Linked DNA regions of Mus musculus: region 2 is linked to region 1. Evidence: chromatin loops called from intact Hi-C (ENCODE). Cell type or tissue: left cerebral cortex. All regions are shown on one strand. Links, peaks and the distances in the headings refer to the core of each region. The heading gives the core; the rest is flanking DNA. Region 1 has its middle 41 kb from the start of Gm35079. Region 2 overlaps Gm34819 (a long non-coding RNA gene).

Evidence for each region. Hi-C counts contacts between places; a loop is a spot of excess contacts. Peaks named below come from ENCODE experiments on the same cell type or tissue, not always from the same donor. Only the 100,000 strongest peaks of a DNase experiment are listed, where the experiment ranks them.
Region 2: a loop joins it to region 1, with 7 times the contacts of the local background. A loop is called at or near these places in 2 of 42 quality-filtered maps.

The regions. Positions count from the first base shown.
Region 1 is chr14:71,996,285-72,007,810 of GRCm38, forward strand. No RefSeq gene overlaps it. Among named protein-coding and RNA genes, the nearest start is that of Gm35079, 41 kb to the right of the region's middle. In left cerebral cortex, for the core only: no CTCF peak of the experiment used is centred there; DNase peaks (open chromatin) are centred at 5,742, 6,283, 6,596, 7,026 and 2 more places; H3K27ac peaks cover 1,192 bases.
Region 2 is chr14:71,722,482-71,734,007 of GRCm38, forward strand. Gm34819 (a long non-coding RNA gene) reads left to right here. Exons shown (of 3, transcript XR_383575.3): 2 at 10,512-10,546; 3 at 11,143-11,317. Among named protein-coding and RNA genes, the nearest start is that of Gm34998, 42 kb to the right of the region's middle. In left cerebral cortex, for the core only: no CTCF peak of the experiment used is centred there; a DNase peak (open chromatin) is centred at 6,248; H3K27ac peaks cover 1,784 bases.

The DNA.
Region 1 (11,526 bases), core at 4,733-8,732:
GGGGGAGACAAACCAGAAAAGCAGGAGATTTGTAAATTGCAGAGTTTGAGACTTGGCTGGTGGTGATAAATCTCAACCAGGGATGAGGCCCAAAGCTCATAAACATGTGCCCTGTTAGCCATATGCCAAACATTTCCTGGGTGCAGACACCTTTCTGTGAGTCTGAGAAATTCTAATGGCTCATGATAGCTGATACAGACAAATTGGCTGAGCAAAAGGAAATGAAGTTCTTAAGTACCCTACTCTGGCCTTCAGGATGCTATGCAACTATCCATCCCATATGCATGAGTTAGACAGTGAGAAGGGTTTGTTTGAGACATCAACTATGGAGCAACTGTTTCTAGCCATTCCAGCCACTAGCAGGAGAGGGCTGGAGTTGAGTACTTAGAGAAGAGGGCACCCAGAAAGAACATGATATGATGGTGGTAGATTGAACTGAAGAGTAAAATAAAAGTGCACAAATGGTATATTATATACCAGGTACTGCCTAGCATCCAAATCATTGAGTCATTGATCTCTGCTTCTGTGCATGTCCTGCAAGGTTATAATACACTATCATGTTATTTCCTCTGTTCTATGCCACCCACGAGGGGTTTTCCTGAATCATCTAGACACCACGACATCTCATTTTCAGAATGGACTTGTGAACAGCCTCTGACCCATCTTCTAAGAATATTTGGGAGAAACTCGAAAGCAAATTGTCATTCATATTGGCCAGAAGGCTGACATCAAATCTGTCCCAGCACAAGTCTGAAAGGCTCAGCCTGACTTCCACCTGCACTCCTCCTCCCTTTCTTTGCCATTTTGTTGTACACACGACTCTCTGTTTCTGGTACCTTCTGGCAGAATTCCCTTCCAGATACGGGCTCCAGGTCAGTATATAGTAGTCAACCAGGCAGAGAGGAAATACTGACTTCTGTTTCACAGGAGGTACAGGCTTTGAAGGTTTCTGGGAAGGGACATTTTGACATCATGGAAGATATACTCACCAAACAAATAGCATGTTCAAATAGAAAGGTTTTTTTAAAAGATGGATTAGCTGTTGCCATTAATCTAAACAAAGAAGCAAACCAACAAACAAAAAAGCCCTCTTGGTCATTCTTTAGATATTATTCTTAATGACAGTTAGACATCTTAGTGACATCTTGTTTATTCTCATCTATAACCCTCACTCTCTCCTTCCCTTTCTCAGTATTTTCCCATATCTCTGCCATTCCATCTTCTCTCGCCCTCTATCTTTTCCTTTAACCAAATCAAACTGTTCCTCTAGTCAAGGCCAAGTTCTGTGCAGCTGGCAATGAAGTGAATCAAGACTCGGTGAGCTTCAATCTGTTGCTTAGCACCAAGGTTGCTTGGCTACATCTCTCGTGACAACTGGCCTTTGCTTTGGACTCCTTATGCATATCGGCTATACATTAAGCATCTTGGTCAGGAGGGGGCATTGGGTTAGAACTGACTTTCACAGTCCTCTCCTGAACTGCCTAAGAGTGGTAAGAGCAAGAGGGTATGTTAAAGGAAGTCAAATTGTGTTGTGCTGAGATGCAGGTAAAATGTAGCAGTGAGAAAGAACTCACCACAGAGAAGAGTAATGCAAGGAAATCTGATGCACAGAGCTCTAAAGGTGTCTTCATGCCAGCATAGGAATGAAGGAGCTGCAGAGGAAATATAGCCAGGAACGTTAGGGAGAGTGTTTCTCTCTCTCTCTGTCTCTCTCTGTCTCTGTCTCTCTGTCTCTCTGTCTCTCTGTCTCTCTGTATCTCTCTGTCTCTCTCTGTCTCTCTCTGTCTCTCTCTCTGTCTCTCTCTGTCTCTCTCTGTCTCTCTCTCTCTCTCTCTCTCGCTCGCTTGCTCGCTCTCTCTCCCTCCCTCTCTCTCTCCCTCTCTCCCATGAATTACCATCTGTGTATGCAATTTGTATCTTTGAGAGAAGAAGAGTGGGGGGGATGCATGGGGGATGATGAAGACCCTTGTAAAAGGAGCTGAAGCTCCAGGAAAAGAAGTAACAATGTTAGTCCTTTGGGTAAAAACCACAGCAGAATTAAAGGGTGGAGTCTCCATGCCTAAAACGCTAGCATTCCGTGGAGTCTTCGGGCATATCCTGCTGTATCTTTCTGAGATACAGAAATCATAAATGAGGACAAGGGGAAGATAGGAAAGTTGTGTGTAACAGGATCAAGAAACACCACACAAAGCAGAAGAAATAGCCCTGTATGGAGTTTATGAAAGGCACTAAAAAAAAACCTCCAGAACTGTATCCTGGAGAAAGAAGGTCTCCAAGGGGAATAAAGAACAAGACACCAGGCCAAGATGTGATGGCATGCAGTAGGGTAGCTAGGAGTTGATAAATGACACATGAGGAAGAATGAAGGGAAAAGGGTAACTCTCAAAGTGGTTGCAGGAACAGGGGTGAACAGGAGGAACAAGCTAAGTTAGCTGGAATAAATGAGCATCCACATTCACCTCTGCCTGTGTCTTATGCACTTGCTGCAGCATCCCTCCTGAGTCTAAAGCAATACTTCAAGCTACTACGCTTACTGAGCATCTATACATGAAGTTATACATATAAATAAAGTTTTGTTATTAAAGGCCAGGCATAATGGTGCATGTCTTTCTTTGTTAATGATGTTTCGGGTTTTTCTTTCTTTTTTATTTTGTTTTGTTTTTGTTTTTGTTTTTGTTTTGGTTTTGGTTTTGGTTTTGGTTTTTGAGACAGGGTTTCTCTGTGTACCCCTAGCTTCCCTGAAACTCACATTGCAGACCAGGCTGTCCTCAGACTCAGAGATTTGCCTGCCTCTGGCTCAGGAGTGCTGGGATTAAAGGTGTGCATCACCACCACCCAGAGAATGGTGCATATCCTTAATACCAACTTTCAAGAGGAGGAAGCAGGCAGATCTCTGTCCAAAACCAGCCTGGGTTACATGATGACATACCATCTTTACAAAATTGTTATAGAGGTTCCAGGTTGAAGTAGTTGGGGGACCAAAAACAAAACAATTTTCTTCCTAATATTACTTTGTCCAAATAAGTCCTTCCTAGGGATTAATTTTCCTTATATTTTGAAATGTCAAGAGAGTGCATTTTCCCAGAGAATAAAAATAACGTGCTCTGTACTAGAAATTCATAACTTCTCAGACAGAGAGTTAAAGACTGAGGGATGCTCAGCCTTGAATGGGACACTTTCATCACTGCCTCTTCACATGCAGAAAAACTCAGGGAACATTGGAGAAGAGGAGACAGAAAGATTGTAAGAACCAGAAGTTGGGAAAGATTACAGCAAAATAATATCTCTGCACATGCTCAGAGGGCTGTTATACTCATGAACTCATAGTAGCTGTGGCTCCTTTATGAGACCTTCATAAGATAAAGCCAAGCAAAGTTCCAGCTTCAGGGTGGGGGCTCATGAGTCCCCATCCCTATCTGAGGACCACCCCAGTGGTGGACACTGGGGAAGAGAGGTTTTCCTAATCCACGTGGCCCCTGGTAAGTTCCCCATGCTGCCGAGGATGGGTTCATGTGTATATGAACCTCACTAATCATATTCAGTGAAGGACAGGATGAGGAAGAAGAGAACATTAAGTTGGAAAACAGATGAGTTGGGATCTGGGAAGAATTGGAGGGAGAAGTGGGGGCAGATATACTCTAAAATTCATGGATGATGTTAGCAAAGAATAAATCAAAAGAAAAAAAGACCTTGGTGCCTCCCAAGGCACATGGGTTTAGATGCCTGGCTATGTGCCTAGCAATCTCTATTTATGACAGCTCTTTGTTGACTCTGAGGAGCCATCAGGCCCTCTAATGATCCCCAAGTTTTCTTCAATGTTCACATTTGATGTGCCAGGCTGAGTGTGAGAAAATAGCTTAGACTTGGAAGTCATATCATATCATCTTTAGGTGTCTTCATCTAGAATAGAAGCAGGAAAAATATAAACAGTCTGTTTAAAGGTAAGCAGTCTCTGGGGCACATGGCCCCCAAGTTTCCCGTGTAATGAGTAAGAATTACTTATCACCAGTGGACTGTCCCTCACACATCAAACCAAACCTGCCAGAATCCACACTGCTTTTCTGTGACGTTTTTCTTTGCCCTGTACCCTTTGGCAAATCCTGGTTGTGAGTGCAAAGTACTTAGTACTAAGTCATACACAGCTAAAGGAAAGTTCTTGACTTCCCTGAACCCCACCCCCTAGCTCTAACTGATGTCTCAATGGCAACACATAAATCAATCAATGGAGTACTCCAAGAAGCTGGAGCCCATGGTCAGAGGCAAAACTGAGTATCTAGTATTCTCCTCTCAGAGGAACTTATTCTTCCAATAGTTGTCTTGAAGGTATTGATGTCTGTAGTCATTAATAATATATAAAATAGTAACCTTTCTCTCTAAGAAATCCCAGGAGATGAGGAAGACTGAAGAGTCTCTGGAGTCATTCATGTATGCACTGGGAAGAGACTCTGGCATCATCTATGTATGCACTGGGAAGACTCTGGTGTATCATCATCAGCCACCAGGGGCTATACCTGTCTGAAGATAGATTTTGTAAACTTAAAAGAATAGAGAGGATTTTGTGGTTAATAAATGAAGTCTGTTTTTTAATCTTTCACAGAACACAACCCAGAACAGCAGGTACCTCAAAGCTGCCAATTCCAAACCACAAGTAAGGGACACTGCCTCTTACAGCATCCCCTGACTCCTCACACATTAGCATCTCCAGATTTCTCTAGAGAATAGGGACCTGATAGATGATGGAAACTAAGCTCTGTGATGAGAAAACAGTATCAGTTTTGTAGAGATCTCCCACTCCAGTGACAGGGATGATGATGATGATGATGATGATGATGATGATGATGGCAGCAGCTAAGGGGAGGAGCACCTATGCCTAGGCACGGATCAGACCAGAAACCACCAGCTACCTGGCCATGACAGTTTCACTGGAATAACTACTATTAAATGAATGATGAGATTGGGTGTTTCAGAACTGACGAATGATAAAATGATAATTTTGATTCTATCACAGCCTTCTCTAATATGCAGAGTCATTAATATGTGACTCTCTGAGTCTTCCTGGTCATGAGAAGGTGGCTAAGCCCAGGAAAGGGAAAAGATCCTTGAGAAGCTGCTTCTGCTGAGAGAATTGCCTTCTGTAGTGCTTGGAAGACACCAGCTACAATTCTCTGGTCTACTGTTACATGTAATCATGTGTATGTGTATGTGCATGTGCGTTAATATAAAGGAATGGCCAATGTATGAGATCCCCACATATGTACACATATGCCTGAATCTTCTGTTTGCAGTGCAAGGTGGAACCTCTGGCAGCCATGCATAATGAGGCAGGCACAGAGGTTTGGGGGTTGCCAGCCTTTCTCTGATAGTCACATTAAGTGCTATAGGCACTTGACTTTATGGCTTCTTCCTCCTGCATATTAATCAGCCAAGATCACTCCCTGCAGTGGCATTTCAAGTCTGGTGGCAAGGCGGTAGTGATAGAGAAGAACTCTTGCATCATCCAGGGAGCCCCTCAGGTCAGTAGGATTCTTCCCATCTCAAAGCTCAAAATATAAAGGAAGAAAGAAAGAGGTGGGCTGCTCTCATGTCTATGCCTTGCAGAACCTCTCTGCTCAGAGGCAACATTCTCTTCTTAATAGCATCCTGGAATGCAGATCACCTGGAAAAGTCAGGAGAGCGTTCTCAAGGAGTCCCAGTCTTGCAATTGGGTGGGAGAGCCTGTCCGCACAGCTGCCATTGCTTCCTGCTTGAAGTGGTCTGGGAGGCAACAGAATATGCATCAGGAAGATGCCCTCTGCTGACTCCAGATTAGGAGCTGGCTTCTGCTCATCTGCATCTTATCCCTTCTCCCCTCTCCTCTCATCCTCATCCTCTCTATGGATTCTTTTCCTGGGTGGCCCTTCTCCTGACATGGAACCCCTCTATTATTTGCTAAAGCAGAATTCTGGCAGTTCTGTAACCTGAGTCCCAGAAATGACAGGAAGATCCAAAGGCTCACATAGAAGGCAAAGAAATGGCAGTGGAAGTATGCATAAGGGCAGCTCAGCCAGCTGACCCTCCAGCTCCCTCACAGCTTACATCCTTCTCCCTCAGCACCTCAGGCCTGGCCTGCCCCACACCCCTTCTGCAGCTGTAGTATGCTGAGCCTTCTGCAGCAACAGCAGCAGCAGCAGACATGATTGAGAGGCCAGGAGACTGCCTGCCAAGGAGTCATTCTAGCTTCGCCTTCCCATTTCCCTTCTCTCTTGGCCCAGCAGCCAGGTACAAAAAACAACAGTGCCCACGGTTTACACAGAGCTTCTCATCCAGGAAATCTCAAAACGCAAAATCAGCCAGCCAGACTGATTACACTCATTTTTTTCTGGTGGAGGAAAGTGCCTTTTCTGGAAGGGAAGTCGATTGCCAAAGACTCTTCTAACTTCCCACTGAGAGAAGATGCATACTGGACCTGGGCATCTCCTCCCAGGAATCCTGCGATGCCCTCTTGCCACTGCTGCCCTTGCTTCTGGGTCTCTGGATGTTAAGGATACAGATCATGGGAATTAATCCAAAGGTTCTCCCAAAGCCCGAATTCTAACCATAGAAGGAAGGACAGATTCATTCCCCCAGTCCTCCCCCCTACACATACCGAGTAGTTCCTGTTTTCCAGTACAGAAAGAGATTTGCCACTCCAAGCCTGTGTTCTCTCTATTCCAATTCAGCTAAACCCCATAATCCTAACTGGGGTGCTAACCATCAGGAGAAGCCCAGTGACTCACCTGATTGTTATTCTTCTGTGACTTCTGTAAACACCCAAGAAAATGCCAGAGTGTTTCTTCTCTCTTTTATATGGGCACAAATACCCTTTAGACTAGTTCCCCACCACAGGTCTCTTGTTTCGTGCTGGGAGACTGGAAGTCTATGTAGTTATAGTGAAGCAAGGGAATAAAAAGGAAAGAAATGAAAAGCAGGCTGGGGGAAGGGAGGAGGGAGGAAAGAGGAGAGGAGAAGAGAAATGACCACAGTAGGAAGGGCATGGGGAGGGAGGCAGCTGCGGTGGTTGCAGGCATCACTCTTGGGTCTATGCCAGGGGCTTCAGACACTGTGTTAATCTACTCTGGCCTCCATAACAAAGTACCACAGGCTGGGTGGCTAAAACAACAAAGATTTATCTTTTCACCATTCTGAAGGCTAAAATTCCAAGACCAAGTTGTGAGCAGTGTTTTCTCTTAAGGCTCCTTAAAATGCAGGTAGCGTGTTCTCTGTTTCAAAAAGCTCTCCCTCTCTCTCTCTCTCTCTCTCTCTCTCTCTCTCTCTCTAGCTCTTATTCTTGCTCTCACTCTCTCTACCCCCTGGTGTATGTGTGTGTGTGTGTGTGTGTGTGTGTGTGTGTGTGTGTACTCAGGCGGGTCCTAGCCTTCTAAGGACACCAGTCATATTGGATTGGAGCCCATTCTAATGACTCATTTTTAACTTAATTACCCCAATCAAAGGTATCAAGTATACTTGCAGGTTACATCCTAAAATACTAAGTCTTAGGTCTCCTTCATATGAATTGGGAATAGAGAGCAAGCAGGGCACAAGGCAGCTCTTTACATGTATAATTTCTCTAGCCCTCACAACACCTCCTGGGAGTACAAATTATCCCCATTTTTTAAAAAATTATCCCCATCTTATAGAACACAGCAACATAAGGGAAATTTTAGGCAGCATGCCCAAAGTCCTCAGAAAAGTCAGATAAACTGAGCATCAGGTCCAGCTCTCTCTAGAGTTGAGCATGGTGATCACAACACACTGCCCCTCATTTAGATTGACAGCTAGCATGTGGATGGGAAAGAATGTGGTGGTCTTTGAACTAATTAGGACAAACTCCACTCCTTCTGTCACCCATGACTGAAGAAATGGAATGGAGATCTGTTTTAGAAACTCACCCTCAAAATGTGTGGGAGCTGCTGTGAAAGCCAGGGTTAACCAGAAGCTTTCCCTCATTTTAGTCAGTTTGTGTAGAATATATGTCCAGGGAGGAGGTGTGAGCCTAAAGCAAACATCTAGTTCTATTGCTGTTTATTAGAGCTTCCAGAGTCAACATACATAGACATGCCAACATAGAAAAGGTTGGGAGATCTGTCTAACACAGTCAGTTGAAGAATGTAATTACCATGAAGAAGTTGTGATGAGACACCCACATTCTTTTTAAATTTAATTTTATTCCTTTACTTATTCACTTTACATCTCACTCACTGTCCCCTCCCAGTCATGCCCTCCCACAATCCTGCCCCCATTCCCCATCCCTTTCTCCTCTGAGTGGGTGTAAGTCCCTCATAGTATCTCCCCAACCCTGGCACTTCGTGTCTCTGCTAGCCTAGTTGTTTTCTCTCCCTCTGAGTCCAGACAAGGCAGCCCAACTAGTACAACCTATTCCACATATAAGCAGCAGTTTTTGGCATAGCTCCTACAACAGCTGTTCGGGATTCACATGAAAGTCAAGCTGTACATCTGCTACATATGAGGCCAAGGTCCAGCCTATGTATGTTCTTTGGTTGGTGGTTCAGTCTCTGAGAGCCCCAAGGGACCAGGTTAGTTGACTCTGTTGATCTTCCTGTGGAGTTCTTATCCCCTTCAGGGTCCCACAATCCTTCCTCCTGTTCTTCCATAAGAGTCCCCAAGCTCCACCCACTGTTTGGCTGAGGGGAGACACCCTCTGGGACTGGAATATTTACTTCATTAGCCTTCTGGATGGTGTTATGGTTTTGAATGTGAACTCTTCCACATAGACAGACACATGGGTTTGAGTAGTTGATCTCCTCCTGATGACACCATTTGGGAAGTTTGGGGAGACTTTAAAAGGCAGCTCTGTTCTTCAAGAAGCTTTGAAAAAACAGTGAAGTGTAATACCTTAGTCCCATTGCTGGAATGAAGTTGCAATGTAAGAAGCTACCCATCCCACAAAACTGCTGTCACCATGCCTCCTCCCCACCCCACTGTGATGCAATGTGTTTCCGTAAGAGTAATAACATTGTAACTCAAAGTAAGCCCTGTCTTAAGTCATTTCTCATCACATATATGGAAACAGAATTGAGAAAAGCAACTGACAGAGATGCTAGCACCTCTGAAGATGGGAGTCACCTCTTTAGCCTTTATGTCTCAACAAGGTTTGGCATGCAGAAGATGCCTAGACTATCTCTGTGAACAAGAGAGAAGTGTTTGGAAATATGATTCCCTAACTCCGGAAGTGGGGCTCTGCATGAAAATTCACAAAATAATTAACAGTGAATAATAATAAGAATTCATCTCTTTCACAGATTTTTCCATTCCTGGGTAGCTTTCTATTACTATGGTAGAGTGGGGAGCCTCTGACCCATGCATTTCTCATAGTTCTCCTGCAACTAATGAGTATGCTAGGGCATTTTCTCATGGATGTAGCAGAAGATAGAATCAACTGTCCAAGCATAAATTAAAATCCTGCTTCCATTCTTACATTTCCCAGCATCCCTTGGACCAAAGAAAGACCCATGACCCAGTTCCCTAGTCAAGGGATGGGAAGGTACTTTCTATCTCAAGGCCATGGCAGGGTCTATCTCTTGCAAAGGGCAAAGAACCCCTATGGTAAATGACCCAATCATCACATCCCCTTTCTGACTTCCAGCCATTTTCATGCTCCATTACATATTACAGTCTGATAGAACTCACACATTACACTAAAGGAAGCCATAGCAGGAACTCAAAGAGGGCAGGAACTTGGAGGCAGAAGCTTATGCAGAAGCTGTGGAGGAGTGCTGTTAACTGGCTTGTTCCCATGACTTGCATAGCCTGAATTCTTATAGCATCCAGGATCACCTCCAGTCCAGGTATGGACAGCACTGCTCACAGTGAGCTGGTCACTCCCTCATCAACCATCAATCAGGTAAAGGTACCACGGGTTTGCCCATAGGCCTATCTTGTGGGAGCATTTTCTCAAATTTGAGATGATATCTTCCACAATGACTCTATCTTGTGTCAAGTTGACAAAAAGCTAGCTAGCACATATGATGTGACTTCTACCAGAAGTCACAAGTAACATCTGGCAGTGACTTTCTCTGAAAAATCATCAGAGTCTACCCCAAACTAGCTATGACCTTTTCCTCTAGGTAAAGAGAACCAGAAGTCTACAAAACTGATGTCTATTCTCCAAGGATCTTGCTTCTCGGGTCTTTAAAAACCCTTTTAATTTAAAAGGACTTTTGAGCCCAGGTTTTGCACAAACACAATCACATGGAGGCATGATAAAGTGGTTTCTTAAGTGGGCAGCCCAAGGCAGAGCCAAAGGTCATCCAGGAGTCTGAAAGCACTGTGAGAACAACCGATTTCAAAAGCATTGCAATCTGGCACAGTCTTAAATACCAGGATATTCCTTCATACTAACTTCTACCCCAAATCACTGAGTTAGACCGCTGTCCAGCTTTCAATTTTATTGATGATGAAGTTTCCCAAATAAACATCTGTTGTTGAGCAATCAGGTGGGATGATACTGAAGTCTGGCATAAAATGTATACAGTGACAACATAATGATCCATTTCTCTGTGTGTTTGGTTAGAATGCCCCACCCTTTTTCCTTTTTTAATAGATATTTTCTTCATTTACATTTCAAATGCTATCCCCAAAGCCCCCTATACCCTCCCCCTGCCCTGCTCTCCAACCCATCCACTCCTGCTTCCTGGCCCTGGCATTCCCCTGTACTGGGGCATATGATCTACCCAAGACCAAGTGCCTCTCCTACCATTGATGGCCAACTAGGCCATCCTCTGCTACATATGCAACTAGAGACACAAGCTCTGGGGGTGGGGGGTGGGGTGCTTGTTAGTTCATATTGTTGTTCCTCCTATAGGGTTGCAGACCCCTTTAGCTCTTTGGGTACTTTCACTAGCTTCTTCAATAGGAGCCCTGTGTTCCATCCAATAGATGACTGTGAGCATCCACTTCTGTATTTGCCAGGCACTGGCATAGCCTCACAAAAGAGAGCTATATCAGCATCCTGTCAGCAAAATCTTTCTGGCATATGCAATAGTGTCTGGGTTTGGTGGTTGTATACGGGATGGATCCCTGGGGCCCCACCCTTTTTCATACAGAGCTGACCTGAGTACAAATTTCTGTAACTACACATCAGACACAATATGGACTCAGCAATGGTTGTCGTTCTTGAGGCTGAGAGCATGAAACTCTCCGCGATGTCCTATTTCATGTGAACTTAGCAGAATCCACCTTTCCCAGCCATTATTTCCCATCTACAAACATGTGTGTGGTCAGTAACCCGTGACTCAGGGGGTCTTGGTGTAGCACAACAGAGGATGATGTCCTTGCACTTGGCAAGCAACTTTGTAATAAGTAAGTCTAATCTCAAGAAACTGAGATGATGAAGATCAGTGTCTGGGAACCAAGTCTATGACAACCTGGCAGGAGGAGGATCAACCTGTGTGTATCTTTAAGAAGGCTTAATATTGTCAATTTGATATGATCTACCATCACCTAGGAGACAAGCCTCCAAGCACATATGCAAGTAGTTATCTAGATTAA
Region 2 (11,526 bases), core at 4,656-8,655, 270 kb before region 1:
TGTAAAGGACTTACAAACTAATGACAGGAAATCCAGGGCCTAATCTATCAGTTCAGCAGCATTTCAGATGGCTTCCTGGAATCATCACCCTAACCACAGAAGCAAACCATTCCCATTTGTGGTGTCTAGTAGATGTCATTTTCCTCGAAAATGAAACATTACAACCTGGAGGAAGGCTGTGCAAGACACAGAGCATGAATAAAATAAGGTTCAGGTCATCAATCACTTACAAGTTTCAGGAAGTTCCTGAAACTTTGTGAGATTCATCAGGTTCCCTTTCCTAAGGTTATACACTCAGGTAAAGACAGCTGGAAGAAGAGACTCTCTCACAACATGAGCTCTCTTCAAGCCAAGAAGCTCTAAAGATGCATCTGAGATGGGCTTCATGGCAATGCATCTGCTTTTGAGTAAGGTGCTATAAGTAATCCTTAATCTGTAATCTTATAATAACCTCAATAAAATAATTTGTTTATCAAGTTGGACTTTGATATAATTCTTATATTATTTCTCTGAGTGTGTAGCTACTTCATGTCTTCTCCAGAAAAGACAAACAGCAGTGCCTCTTTTCTTATGACCTGTAAGGGTCATGGATTGACTAGAAGCCTGTAATTATAAAAGTATAGGAATATTTCTTTTAATTTATTTTATTTTAAACTAGGGGAGAGGTGGTGCAAAGGACAGACTTAGAGGCATCCTAAGGGTATCATTAACCTCTTTTCTTACTTTTTCCAGCTTTAGAGTCTCTTACTGGTCTGAAACTTGCCAAATAGACTAGGCTGGCTAGCCAGCAAGCCCTAATGATTTGCCTGTCTCCATTTCTCTGGCAGTTGGATTATAAGTACATGCCACCACACCCAGATAAACTTGTATAAAGAAAAACAAAACAACAATAACAAAATAAAATTAAGCAAAAGCAAACCAAACCATGCTTTAAGGTAGAAAATTCAAGTCTATATGCTTTCAAAGACAAACTCACTACCATCTGAGCCATCTCTAGAGTCCTTAGTGTGCCTATAGAAGTGACACTTTTCAGTCGATTCTTACAGGGCTCCTACCCACTAAATTAAAGAGTCTACTCTGTGAACCCTAAATGTTACCCTTTTTTTAGAACATCCCTGAAAACCACTTCTTTCCAGACCACTTTGCCTTTTCTATATATAGTGTGCTTTGGCACTGAGCCAGTGAGAGGCTTAGATTAATAGTCCCACAAATGTCACCGTAGGGATATTGCCAAGAATGCTTCCTTTACAACACCCTGTCTTCTTCTAGAAGACCCATGGGAGGAATTCCTGTCGGCTTCATCATCAGGAAAAGCTGAGCTCTGCTTTTCCTCTTAAAACCAGCATTCTTTGAAAATTGATTTCTCCTATTACATACACATTGTTTTCTGTAACCATGTGTTTTACCACATTCTTGTTTGGGCTATTGTAATGCTGAGGGTCACATTTTCAAACTGTTGATTGCAACAGTACAGATCTTATGGTCTGTATGTGATAGTCTCTAAGTTTATTTTGGCCTAATTATTGTTCCCTCATTTTCTTCTCAGAGATTATTGAACATAACAATCCCACCTCACTATTTATTTCACTCTTTGATGTTGTGGGCACTTTAGAAGCAGCTTCAGGCACAGCAAGAGTCAAAGAGAGAAAAAAGATAGATTTATCTCTTTCATAGTGCTGGGTCTAATTTACCTAGATGCCACAGTGTCAGCACAGTGGCTTTTCTGCCCAAGGCCGCCTCATCATGTCCCAGGTTCCATTTTACTGCTGTGTCTATATGTGAAGGAAGAATACATATTTCTAGGATCCATGAAGTTCACAAGTGGGGTGGGGCTGGTTTGTATAGAGGTGACACTTTTCAGTTGATTCTTACAAGGCTCCTACCCTATATAGAAAAGAAACACATGGTGTATCATGGGATACACTCCCTATCAATTCCAATCATTGCAACCTTCTTGCTGGTCTTCTCCATGATTAAAAACAGAGGCCCTTCTTTGGAAGTAGCTGCTAAATATCTAAATGGAAGAGAGAAATTAGGTACTTCTTGTATCACCTAGATTTTATTTAACCAAGAACTTCCTCAAAGGACTATTTTTTATGACTCTTTCTGGGTTTGTTTCTCCATCCACTTATAGATATTGCATAGTGGAGAAACTGTGGGAACAGACAGTCTCATGCAGCCTCCTGAGGATTCCAAGTGGTGCTGGCTTCTGGGATCCCCTGGTACCTTAAAATCCACAAAAATCATAACAATATATATACTATGTGTGTCCATGTCTTTGTGTGTTATACACATATGCTGTGCATGCATGTGGAAGCTAGACCAGGATGTGGGTGTCATCGCATGTTGCTCATGCCTTCTTACCTTGAGTTGAGAATTCTTACAGAACCTACACGCTTGCTGTTTATCTGCCGTTAGTCTGACTCTCAGAGAACTGAAATTTTCATTCAGTTTCTGCCCCCCAGTGCTATGTTGACAGGCAAGTTCGATCACACCTGGCTTTTCACATGGGTGCTGGTGATTTGAACTCAAGTCCTCATGCTTCCACAACAAGTGCACTTTAACACTGAACCATCTCTCTAGTCTCATATTTGCTCTTTCTGCTATCTAGTCTCAGTGTGTCTCTCTATAGAATGGATACTATAAAGCCTCTACTTCCTCACACAATGAGTGATCTATTACCTCAGTTATAATCCTTACCTAAAAGTCTTACCTATAAACTTTACTAGTATCTTTGGATGATGACTGAATTATGTAATGTAATAAAACTTCTACGATTGGGGAAATTTCTACCTTTTCCCCTCTCTTTCATTTTTATTTTGCAGATGACTAATCTAATAGCTCTTGGACTACGGTACTCTTAATAACCATCATAGGATCTGATAAAATGCAGATGCTTATCCCTTACCCCATTAAAAACAGGTTCCTTTGGTGATGGGAATGCAGGTGGCCCAGCTTCTAAGCCTTTCTACCAAAGAGTTCAAGCCACCAGCAACACCAGGGAGTTCATGTGAGCTTAATTATGTCACACAGTAACACTATGTCAGGCTCAGTATTATTGTTAGTTCTCTCTTCAATGATAACATTCTGTTGCCTAGAACTCAAGGGCATTTTCATTGAAAGCCAGGGGATTCTTCTCATCTGAACAGCCTCCATAATCACGCTGAACTCACATTTGAAAACTCCATTGTAGAAAACTCAATAGAAAGCAATGCAGTGAAATGTGCTTCTCTATGGCAAGGAAACCGATAACCTGTTATTGTGCACATTATCTGACAATGAGGAGGAAAGAGACAGCCCAGTACTGTGCATACTGCCCAATCCTGGGGGAAGAGACACCATAGGATTGTGTTCCTCATAATAATGGGAAGCAAATCGCCTACTATGCTCACTGTACAACATTGGGGAACAAACAGGCAGCTTATCAGCATGCTCACCTCTCAAGGATAGTGAGAGACTTAAGAGTCAGATACTGTTCTCCATGTACTACAACTAGGAGGAATCATGTTTCTCTGGTAGTTTGTCAGGGATGCCATAAGCCACAGATTGAGTGGATGTTAAAGCACCAAAATTGCAGCTGGGGAGATGGCTAAGAAGTTCAGGATGCTCTTACAGAGGACCTGAATTAGTTCCCAGCACACATAACATGCAGTTTATAACCACTTATGAGTCCAGTTCTAGGGGAACCGATATCTTTTTTGACATATGGCAACTGCATCCTCATGCACACACCTCCACACAGGCATACAGGGACAGATATAATTGAAGGTAAACATTAGTAGATCTGGGCAAGGCAGTGGGGGGCTTCCCTTTCATCCCCAGACTGGGAAGAGAGCTCAAAATGGGTACATTTTTAGTCATAAGAAATTAGATCTCCCATATATGAATTGTAAGGGAGAGAATTTATTGTGCAATTCAGACTGAGACAATATTATTAGAAACTCACTATAAAAGTGGATATAATTTATACATTCCTTAGCATTAGATCTACCTACAAACATTAGAAAACAGAAAACTAAAGCCAATAGCTACTTTTAAAGATACTTTTATTAAGTGCATGTGTGTGTGTGTGTGTGTGTGTGTGTGTGTGTGTGTGTATCTGTAGTAGCTAGAAGGCAGTATTGAATGCCCTAGAGCTGGAGTAAGTAAAGGTAGTGAGCTGCCTGTCGTGGGCTCTAAGATCCAAGCTCAGGTCCCCTGAAAGAATGGCAAATACTTTTAACTGCTGAATGATCTCCCTCGTCCCCCCAGACTATTATCTTATAATGCAGGTAATCTAATGAAAGGTTAGGGCTGAGACAACCCTAGAACACTAGTAGAAGCATTGCCACACAGCTGTGTTCCTTCAGCCATTCTGCCCCACCATCTATTCCACGTGGCTTTCTTTGAAAGTCAATCATGTCTACTACAACCCTAGAAATCTCATATCCATTTTTGCCATGGAGAGGAAATAATCATGAAGTCCAGGGAAATGTGTCCACCGAGTAATCTATTGAATAAATACAGGTGCACACAAACACTTATATGTATACATATAGTCAGCCCTTTGTTATAAATGGGTTGTATGCCAGGGATTATGGACAATGAGGACTGCATATATTAATGTGCCTATTTTACGTCATTATTCCTTAAGCAATATAGTATTATAATCATTTGCACAGCATTTGTCTTGGGTTGTTTCCTATAAGTCATCTATAAGTATATAAGATCTAGAGAATATAGGGGGATGTATATAAGCTATATGTGACTACTATGGCATTTGATATTAAAATATTGATATTTTGGTTCCTGTGAAGGATTCTGGAGCCAAATATCTTCATAAGATGAATAATAGATTCATATAATGGACAACTGTGTAAGCACATGTCAGAAGTTTTTCTTCCTATTTTATTGTCTATAACTAGTTCCTCTGCCTGTGTTCATAGCAGCCTTATTTATAATAGCCAGGAGCTGGAAAGAACCCAGGTGTCCTTCAACAGAGGAATGGATACAGAAAATGTGGTACATTTACACAATAGAGTACTACTCAGCTATTAAAAACAGTGAATTCATGAAATTCTTACCAAATGGATGGAATTAGAAAATGTCGTCCTGAATGAGGTAACCCAATCACAGAAGAACACACATGGTATATACTCACTGATAAGTAGATATTAATCCAAAGTTTGGAATACCCAAGATACATTTCATAGACCACATGAAGCTCAAGAAGAAGGAAGATCGAAGTGTGGATGCTTCAGTCCTTCTTAGAAAGGGGAACAAAATACTCAAGGGAGGAAATACAGAGAAAAAGTATGGAGCAGAGACTGAAGGAAAGGTCATCCAGATACTGCTCCACCTGAGGATCCATCCCATATACAGACACCAAACTCAGACATTATTACAGTTGCCAAGAAGTGCTTGGTGACAGGAGCTTGATATATCTGTCTCCAGAGAAGCTAGTGCCTGATAAATACAGAGGGAAATGTTCACAGCCAAACATTGGAATGAGCACGGGGTCCCAAATGGAAGAGTTAGAGAAAGGACTAAAGGAGATTAAGGGGTTTGCAACCCATAGGAAGAACAGCAATATCAACCAACTAGACCCCCCCCCCCCAGAGCTCCCAGAGACTAAACCACCAACCAGATTACCCATTGAGAGACCTATGGCTCCAGCTGCTATGTAGCAGAGGATAGCCTTGTCAGACATCAATGGGATGAGAGGCCCTTGGTCCTGGGAAGGCTTGATGCACCAGTGTAGGAGAATGCTAGGGCGGGAGGTAGGAGTAGGTGGATGGGTAGGGGAGGGAGGGGGATGGGATAGGGGGGTTGGTGGAACTATTGATTATATCAGGTGTTAAAACATGAAGAAGTAAATGGTAATGAAGAGATTGGAGAGAGAGAGTTGTCTTCTAGACCAGAGATAGAGGTAAGTGATGGGAGCTCTTTGCAAAATACCAAGAGCAAAAAAAGAATGTGGCATTACAAATAGAATATGACATTAGGAGACAGTCACCTCTTCACAGTCTATTCCTGACCAGGATTCACTGGAATCGTGAAGCAGGATTTGCTTTCCTAGGTGAAAGCAATTAGTCATCATCTGATAGGATGGGGCTGCAGATACAAGCACAGTTTATATTCACATAACCTCAGGTTGGATGCTTACTCCCACCACACAGAAGTCATACCCAACACTGCTGAGTATTCTCCGGGTTTGTCTCTGGAATAACTGCTTCTGTCAAGATGGTGCTAGACTGGAGGAGGCAGAGACACCCACTCGCAGCACGGACACTTTCCTACAATGCACCAGGCTGAGACAAGTAAAAAATTATGCCCTGGCAGATTTCTTTCTCAAAATATCCTCAAAATACTCTCTGCCTCATCCAGCGTTCTCTGGAAGGAAATGGGGTGTGCTATGAAGTTTGAGTGGAGAGGTGGAAGAAGATCACAGCACAAAGCTGACTCATCCTAGAAGCTCATTTTCTTTTCTGAGTCAGATTACCTATTCTGCCAGGGCACCTGCTCTCTACCAACCTTGGGCAGTCTATATCCACCACTCAAATGGAACTATAACCTTGTACTTCCAGGTATAAGCACACACCCATCAAAACCATCCACCAATGCCATGCTAAAGGTGAGGTCATGAGGGTCATCACACTGTTCTTGGTGGTTCTAAACTCTCCTAAACAAGAACCTTCTCTGAAGTCTGTTGCTAGGAGGAAAACACTTTTACTCATAAGTGGGCCCCTTGGGTAGTAAAGACTTGATAGCCAACGTTTATGCACGAACACATTTTTATGAGCTCAAAGGGATATCTGGTACTCGAGCAAGCCTTATAGCGAGATCTAAGAAGTCAGAACTCTGGAACCCATCTGTGAAAGCTTCCATGCCAAGGCACATTGGCTTTCTACATTGAGCCTGGTGTTTTCTTCAAACCCCAGGGTACCACCTTTCTCTTAATCACTGGATTTCTGCCACACATCATTTTTTTTCTTGGCATTGTCCAGGAGGAATAAGGATAGAAGGATAAATACTCAGTGAGGTAAGACAAAGAGATTAGATAGATGATGTAAATTCAAGAGTGATTCTGATGTATGTAAGGTTTTGAGTTCAAAGGTTCTGATTAAATCAATCAATGGGTATTACTAAGTTCAAGAGAGTAGAAAAATAAGTCTGTGTTGCCTACATCAATGTTCAATGTCCACACAATGCTTCACTTTGGGAGATAGAAGTGAGTGGGTACTATTTTTTTCACTAGGCACTTTTCCAGGGATGCTATAATTTAACCCAGTTCTGATAAAGTCAGGACCCAGAAAATAAGAACTCAGTCTGTTGAGTCCATTCCTATTTCAGCTGTTGGTTACAAGTCTAAGATTATGGCTCATATTTCACACTGAGAATTTATAAATTTGGGGTTCACAAAACTTGTGATTTATTTTTTAGAATGGCCAAAAGGGCTAAGGCAATTGCATTTATCCATTTGAGGAAATATTACCCTGTGTAGAGATGAGCAGCAGATAATAAAGGCACAAACAGAAGAGACACAACTGTCTACACCCTGAGGTGTTCCACTGTTTAGGAATCACCATGTGTTCTGCTATCTAGAAGTCCTTGGTTCCTGCTATTTGGGGCTCTCGTTAAAGCTTTGTTCTATAAGCATGTGACAAAAAAATACCAACTACTGTGATTAATGCAACTTGCAGCCTGCCTCCCCTGCCTAGAGAGGTTAGGTAGTAAAACTCAAAGTTGTGACCTTCCAATCACATGGTTGATACTGTTGCCAATCAGTTCCCATCCTGTGGATACCAAGGAGCTCACCAAAAGTGCCTTTATTAAAAAAAAGAAAGAAGAAGAAGAAGAAGAAGAAGAAGAAGAAGAAGAAGAAGAAGAAGAAGAAGAAGAAGAAGAAGAAGAGGAGGAGGAGGAGGAGGAGGAGGAGGAGGAGGAGGAGGAGGAGAAGAAGAAGAAGAAGAAGAAGAAGAAGAAGAAGAAGAAGAAGAAGAAGAAGAAGAAGAAGAAGAAGAAGAAGAAGAGAAGAAGAAGAAGAGAAGAAGAAGAAGAAGAAGAAGAAGAAGAAAAGAAGAAGAAGAAGAAGAAGAAGAAGAAGAAGAAGAAGAAGAAGAAGAAGAAGAAGAAGAAGAGGAAGAATTCTATGGTATCTTGAAAATCTGTTAAATACTCTCACTGCTGGGTAAATTTTAAGGGCCGTAGGTGCTCTGTGTCAGGAAGAGGTGACAAAAATCTATCATCTAGACTGAGAAACAAAAATATTTAAAGAGGCCTGATTGCTATTACTTAACAGCCCTAAATGTCTAACACACTGGACAACCTCTCAGTGACAAAGTATCTCCATATCTTTTAAAGGAAATAGAAATACAGACCTTGTTTTATGAAATTTCCAAATATTTAAATTTTGGTGTAAAAATAAAAAAGCTAGAACTACAGAAGGTAATTAGTAGGCTGCAAGTTTCTGACTTCTGATTACTGGTAGAGGTAGTAGTTCTGGCTTTCGGGAACTGGGGAATGGCCAGGAGTGAAGACTGACACTGAGCAATGACTTGCCTTTAAAGTAATAGATTGCATAAAAAATACCTAGATCCTGCAGCATCCATCACTCGATACATTGAAAGGCATAGCTTTCTGTGGGTACCCCTCAAACATCCCACTTCTGTAGGCAATATCGACAGCTGCCTACAGACATCAGCTGCTTGGCATCTGCACGATTTCCCAAGTGTATGGAAGGCTCGGGTGGGAGAAAGTAAAACATTTTGACATCAGGCTGAGCTTCTCAGTTTTCTAATATAGTATGCATGCCATCCCCCCCCTTGGGAATCAATGCTCATGAATTCATTAAGTTCTGGAGACCGTAATATTTGCCAGAATACAAAAAAACAATCGCCTGAACATAAATTGCAACGTAGAAAAACTTTTGTAATTTAATTTTCCAGTGAATATAAAGAGGATATACGTGACTGTAGCTTCAATGCACTAATAATCAGATGCAAATGAGGTAGGAACATATTCATACTCAAGAGGGTGGGAGTAGGCAATTCAATGTCTGGAAAAGAAGAACACGGCTGTCCATTCTGTATCACTGGCAAATGCAATACAGGAAAATGGAACCAAGTGCCTTGGCTATTAATTATTGATTTATTATTGGACTGAGGATTTAATAGCTAGTTAATTTAATAGTAGGAGACTCTGTATGTGTGTGTGTAAGTGTGTGTGTGTGCGTGTGTGTGTGTGTGTGTGTGTGTGTGTGTGTGTGTGTTGAAAAGACAGCCAACCACCTTCCCAGGCAGCTGAGCAATTTAGCCTCAGTGGGCTTAGCTTACTCAGCCTGTATTAACGTGGGTAACTCAGTTGACTCATTTGTATTAAGGAATCATTTGATCCATCAGACAAGTTTTTCTGGGTATTTCAGATGAGTAAATACATGTATTTGTATTTTGGTTCTATGTCGTATAGTCTCTTTCTTCTTTTAGACTACCTTTGGGTTTGTCCCCAAGAGGACACCGCACTAAAGGGTCCTTTGGGAAACAGTGCTAGTCAAGTCTCAGACAACTCCAGAGCCTTTACAAGACACTAAGGGCTTCCCTCCAAGGTTATGTAAAAAGCAACAACTACTAGGGAGAGGAGAACCTCTGATCAGTGGAGTTGCTGGCAAGTTGTTTAGGGAGCCTCATGGGGTATAACTTTCCCAAGTCATTGGCTATGTACTGTTTGTGGTAAGTAAACACTTGTCTACATTTTCCCATGGTACCAGAAAAAGACACACAACTGCACTTTTTGATGCACAAGCAAATCGAGGCAGGGCTGGTGAGGAAGGAGGGAGAGAGAGAGAAGGAGAAAGAGCTCTGAACTCCACAGCTGCTGATTTTAAGCTCACTGACCTGGGCACTATAAGAGAAATCCAGTCTTTACTGGAATATCTGGACTTAAAAAAATTTATTTGATCACTTGCTATCATTAGAAAAATCTAAACTTCCAGCTTTATTGTCAGTAGTTACTCCTGAGACTGATCTTCTCAGCAGGCAGTGAGGGTATGTAGAACCATTTGATTTGTGTGAGGGTGGTCTCCTTCCTACTATGGCATTTGAAGAATATAGTGAATGCTGCAGAATTTTACAGGACATAGGGACTATTGCTATAGAAAAGGTATAGGCTGTTTCTTGCACTTCTAACTGCTTCATCCCTCCACACACTTATTCTAGATGAACCAAGTGCTTTCTGTGCAGAGAAACAGCTCATCTAGGTTAACATAACGTACAAGGACCCTACCCAAAGGATAGACACCTAATAAGCCAATAAGCTGGAGTCTGACCTGGCTTGAGTTATTGCTTCTGCTTTTATTAACTTCTGTGTATCCTTATATAGATTGCTTCTGATCTCTGAAGTCTAAGTTTTTGAGACTTATGGTTGTAGTGAAAATCGAATGAGAAATGTTTGTAAGCTACTTAGTATACGACCAGCTACCTAGTAAGCAATCCATCAACATTGAATGCTGATGCTGGATATATTTTCTTTTTCAGAGGCATCTGTATTTTTGAAGTGGCCTGCATCACAGGTTAGTTAACTGTTTCATGAACTTGTGGATATTGGGCATTATTGATGTTTTGATGTCTTGATGTTTGTAGGACCCATTGGAGCATCTAATTGCTTCTTCCCTGTACCCCAGTCACTTGACCATACAAGAAGTCAAGCCAATTCCAGGGCAATATTTGTCTAGGAAATGGGCCACAATTGGCCACTCTAGTTTATGTTAAGCAATGCAAGAGAGTGTCTATGCACTAACAGAGACCTAGGCTGGGAGGTCCCAGAAAGCATTCAAGGGCTTCATGTCATAGGAGCTTCCTTATCTACCTCCTGGACTTTGCCAGGCATAAGCAGTTCTACTTTTTCAGCTTTGGTTTTTGCCTGACATGTGAAAGATGAGCTATTAACGATACTAAATTAATAACAGTTATAGAGTATATTTGAGAAGATCATAAAAATATCAGTAATGTCATCATGTCAAGCAAAGTTTCTGATGGTTTTTTTTAAATTATGCATGCCTTTTATTTTTTCCCAACATTGATCCAGAGCTTTCAGAGGGACATTAATCTACCTGACCACATCAGAATCCTTAATTATTCACGTCCAGCAATATATCTAATTCTACAGAAATTCCCCATGGACTTGCCATTGTTGAAGCAGAATTTGGCAGCTCAGCTCTGCTCTCTCCGTTGATCCCAGCACAACCCCACAACCCCCTCAAGAGATTCAGTGCAGTTGCCACCACATTGACTCTATTTTGACACGCAGACATCCAGGCTTGTAATTCAGTGAAGGAAGATTCCTCCCAGGGTGACAAGTGAGTAGATTTGTAGGTGATACTTGTTCATAGAGCTGAGAGAGAGAGAGAGAGAGAGAGAGAGAGAGAGAGAGAGAGAGAGACAATGATTATGATGATGATGATGATGATGATGATGATGATGAAAGTGTAGTGAACTTGGGAGTATGAAACTTCATCTTTAGGTAAAGTCCTATCATTGGGTGACCTTGGAG